Regions from separate parts of the Homo sapiens genome. Here region 2 is linked to region 1. A link is a loop called in an ENCODE intact Hi-C map of the cell type or tissue named here. Cell type or tissue: endothelial cell of umbilical vein. All regions are shown on one strand.

What was found. A loop is a pair of places that touch in the nucleus more often than their neighbours do. Peaks named below come from ENCODE experiments on the same cell type or tissue, not always from the same donor. Only the 100,000 strongest peaks of a DNase experiment are listed, where the experiment ranks them.
Region 2: a loop joins it to region 1, with 4 times the contacts of the local background. A loop is called at or near these places in 1 of 110 quality-filtered maps.

Annotation. Positions count from the first base shown.
Region 1 is chr9:3,319,930-3,322,429 of GRCh38, forward strand. All of the region lies in intron 4 of RFX3 (regulatory factor X3), which reads right to left. Among named protein-coding and RNA genes, the nearest start is that of LINC01231, 140 kb to the left of the region's middle. In endothelial cell of umbilical vein, no CTCF peak of the experiment used is centred here; a DNase peak (open chromatin) is centred at 1,432; H3K27ac peaks cover 953 bases.
Region 2 is chr9:4,276,902-4,279,401 of GRCh38, forward strand. The region is part of intron 2 of GLIS3 (GLIS family zinc finger 3); the gene reads right to left. Among named protein-coding and RNA genes, the nearest start is that of GLIS3-AS2, 21 kb to the right of the region's middle. In endothelial cell of umbilical vein, no CTCF peak of the experiment used is centred here; a DNase peak (open chromatin) is centred at 950; H3K27ac peaks cover 683 bases.

The sequences.
Region 1 (2,500 bases):
AGTAAGAATGGCTCTAAAAATTTCAAATGAATTAAATGCCAGTTTTCACTGTCTAAACTTTCAACAGTCTAATAAATGAGGACTTTATCTGAAACCTAGGATCAGGGTTTAATGTGAACTGTGACACCTCACAGACAATATTAATACTGGGCACATAAAGGATTTGCTTTATCTACATGCATTTGGGGAATATGACCAAATAGATATAATGTATAATCATTAAGAGCTTGTCCAAAATTTTTAAAAATAACAAGTGACTTCTTTTTTTTAATAGATAATATATTCACATGCCTCCCACCTTTTATTCTTCATGTATCCTTCCTAAAGACATCTTTAGGATTGGCTGGGCGTGGTGGCTCACGCCTGTAGTCCCAGCACTTTGGGAAGCTGAGGCAGGCGGATCACTTGAGGCCAGGAGTTTGAGACCAGCCTGGCCAAAACAGGGAAACCCCATGTCTACCAAAAATTACAAAAGCTAGCCGGGTGTGGTGGCGCATGCCTGTACTCAGCTACTTGGGAGGATGAGGCAGGAGAATCACTTGAACCTGGGAGTCAGAGGTTGCAGTGAGCCGAGATCAAACCACCGCGTTCCAGCCTAGGTGACACAGCAAGACTGTCCCACCCCCTCCATAAAAAAAAACAAAAAAAAAAACTTTAGGATATCTTATATAAGCACATAGTAATATGTGTTTCTATTTACACACACACACACTACTCTGCTTTTTCGCTCAACATGGAGACTTTTTTCATATAAATGTGTACATATGTGTGTGTGCATATATATACATACATACACACACATATGTGCCTATATATACATATAATGCATGCTACATAGCATATATATATATATATATATATATATATATATATATATATATAGCCTCATTATCTAGGGGCTACATGTAATTCCACTTAAGAGATAAAAGTACTAACGTTTATTTGCATATTTCCCTGCTGATGGATAAGGCAGTTTCCAGTCTTTTTCTTTTTTGAGACAGAGTCTCTGTTGCCTAGGCTGGAGTACAATGGCGTGATCTTGGCCCACTGCAAACTCCACCTCCTAGGTTCAAAGCGATTCTCCTGCCTCAGCCTCCCAAGTAGCTGAGATTACAGGCATGTGCCACCAAACCCAGCTAATTTTTCTATTTTTAGTGGAGATGGGGTTTTCACCATGTTGGTCAGGCTGGTCTCGAACTCCTGACCTCAGGTGATCCACCCGCCTCAGGCTCCCAAACTGCTGGGATTACACACGTGAGCCACCGCCCCCGACCCCAATCTTTTTCTATTACAAATAAGTCTACAACAAATATAGTTTTTATGTAGCATTTCATATACATAACAGTATTATCAGTATGGTAAATTCCCGGAAGCACACTGACTGAGTCAGAGGATATGTGTATTTTTAATTTTGATAAAAAATTTCCACATTGCTCTCCAATTCTGTGCCAATTTAGATTCCCATCAATCATGATTGAGAGTACCTATTTCCTTGCACACTTGGCAAGGCTTACCAACCTCTTCCGCATTGCTTGTATGGGATGAAAGGTGGTATTTCTTTGTAGTTTATTTTTCACTTCCTTTTCATTGGACTGCCTGTTCTTGTACTTGCTCTGTTTTTGTTATTTTTTCTGATGAATTTGTAAGAGTGGTCTATAAATTTAAAAAATTAGTCCTTTGAGTATAATACCTCAAAACTTTATGCCAGTTTGTTGTTTCACCATTGCCTTTGTTTATTGTGGTTTTCTCAGCAGGATGTTTTCACCTTTACATAACTGAGTTTATCAATATTTTTCTTATAGCTTCTGGATTTTATATTATGCTTCCCACTCTAATGATAAAACACACTTTTCTATCCAAGTGAAATTAATTTTGATATAAAGACTAATATATGAACCAATCTAATTTTCTTTTATAAATATATAAATATTCAGTTGTTCCAAATATCATTTACTGATAATCCATGACTTCTCAACTCACAGGCAATGCCTCCTTTAATATATACAATATTCCTGCATGCATTTGGCCTACTTGGTCTCTAGTCTTTCATTTACTAGTCTATTCATGTGCTTAGATAATTGTTTTAATTATTATAATTTTATATACATTTTAATATCTGATAGGTTGTTTCCCTCCACCCCATCCCTCATTATTTTTCTTTTTACAAAATTTTCTATAAATTCTTGCAAGTTTATTTACATGAACAGCCTTTCTTGTCAAAAAAACTATTGGTATTATGATTGAGATTATGTTGAAACATTTTATGTTAACTTAGGGAGGTTAAATGTTTAATATTGAAATTTCTTATCCAAGAATATGGTATGCCTTTCCAGTTATTCAAGTTTCCTTTTGTATCCCTGGCGAACTTTAGGTGTTTTTTATTCAGCAATTGGATCTTGCACACTTATTATTAGTTTGTTGCCAGGCATTTTTTGTTTTTATTATAAATGAGATCTTTGTTTCCATTATATTTTCTAACTATCTAGAAAAGCTATTGATT
Region 2 (2,500 bases), 960 kb after region 1:
TGTCTTTGGTCTCTGGCTGTTTGGTTATTTTTGGAAACTTTTATGGAATATTAACTTCATTTGCTCTAATTCTGCAGGAAGCCACATTGGAAGTGCAAGAAAATATAAATGATTAAAAAGCAGAAGTGAAAAAAAAATAACCACGGATTTTGCCCCAACCTTCTTTAGGTAATATATTAACTGCATCTCTTCAAAATTGCGGGACCCCAATCTCCACTATTATCCCAGTTCTAACATGGCTGCATTCAACACGGTACACACACTGGTGTTAGCAGACTTTTTTCATTGTCTGTTGTTTTCCCAGAGATAAACCTAAGTAAAGGAAATACTTTTCCTAAGTATAGGAAAGTAACATTTTAAATCAGTGTATTTTAAAATCTATGATGTGGCAGTGGAGAAAAACACACAGCTAGCTAACCAACTGACCAAGCAAGCTCTAACCTAAGCTCTAGATTAAAACCAATTGAAATAGCCAAACACAAACAGTAAAAAATAAACATGAAACTTGATGTATTATTTAAAGTACATTAAGTTTTTGACTTCCCAGGTTCTCACAATACATTATCTTTCTTAAACCAGGTCTTTACAAGAGACACCAACCTTAAGTGACACAAAAGAGTTTTTTAATCCCAATTAGTTTGGTGTCCTTTGTTGATATTATTCTGTCTTTTTTGTCTGACCAACAATAATGAATAACCCACAAACGCTAATGAATAACTAACTCCCTTTGTCTCCAAGGACAGCAGAGCCCAGCAAGAAATGTCAGAAGCCCTGAAGTAAAATAAAAACTCTTATAATGAAAATCTTCCCAATTATATATTCCTCCGGGTACTACAAATGTAAAATTGTCTTAAATATTTAAATAGTTGTGTCAAATGTACTTAAAGTGGGGATCATAAAGCTGATTTCCCAGACGCTGTGAAAAATGCATTTCTACGAGTCAAATTACAATGAGTAACTGTTGGAGCAGGAAGTAGGGGAAATACAATATAACCGGGATCCTTCAAACACAAATCCTAGCGAGACTAATAAGTTGCCAACTGCACCCTGTCCTGCCTGCTTACTCAGTGGCTCAGATACATAGGAACACATTCACCTCCGCTCATTAAAAATTTACATGTAGTAAGTGATCAATTTTTAAACTAATTTCTATTATCTTAGAAACATAAAACTAAAAGTAACTCTTCCTTGTCGTAGACAGAGCAAAAAAAATACACTGATGTTGCTGAAAACACTGACAAGTGTGCAACAAGATAGTGTGACGAAGAACTCAGTAATGTTGTATTTTAATTGGAACTCACTATCTTTCTCTAATATATTTCCTAACTCTGTCCGTAGAAAAGGCTTACAAGCAATGACATCCCACAGTCAACAAGAACACCCTTTCAGCCAGTTTTCCAGATATTCCCCACTAAGAGGGACTTGAGCTTCTTGGGAAAATGCATGATTCCAGGTATGGGGCACGCAAATAAAAGTGAGCCTAGAACATCTTGTTATGCCTGTAAGCAAGGAAGTACTTAATGGGAACATGTCATAAAGACACAAGAATTGACTTCAAGGGGCTCCCACTGGTCAAATTTGGGACAGTTTGAGCATCACAAAGAATAATGATGGTAATGAATTCTAACAGAATAATTTAAAAAAAATCCATGAGTGATTCTGTAGTGATTCACAAAAAGAGAAGGGAGAGAAACTCCTCTCTCTAGAAGAATACCAGCTAATAAACATAGCAGGAATAAAAGAATCAGAAAATCACCACTATGCAACCAACCATGTAAAAACTGATTCTGACAAGTATCATCAATGGATGCTATGAAAGATTGTTGGAGGACAAGATATTCGCACAAGGTTACTTATACATTTTGAAAGAGAAAGTGTCCTTCACAATGCAGAGATCTGGTAACACCACCTTAGCCAGGTGATCAAATATAGCATCACAAATACTAGGATGAAGCAGCATTCAGTGCTTCTGGGTATAATGCAATGTGTGGTACACAAATCACCTTCATAGTGTTCTTGTCAAAAATATTTAACCTGAATCCAATCATGAAGAAATTATCAGACAAACCAGAGTGTGGAACAAGACAACTCACCTAAACTCTTTAAAAATATCAGCGTGGCTGGGCACGGTGGCTCATGCCTGTAATCCCAGCACTTTGGGAGGCTGAGGCAGGTGGATCATGAGGTCAGGAGTTCAAGACCAGCCTGGCCAAGATGGTGAAACCCCATCTCTAATAAAAATACAAAAGTTTCCGGGCGTGGTGGCAGGCACCTGTAATCCCAGCTACTCATGAGGCTGACGCAGAGAACTGCTTGAACCCAGGAGGCAGAGGTTGCAGTGAGCCGAGATCGCGCCACTGCACTCCAGCCTGGGCAACAGAGCAAGACTCCATCTCAAAAAAAAAAAAAAAAAATATATATATACACACACACACACACACACACACACACACACACACACATAATACATATTATATATATTTTATATTATATATATATC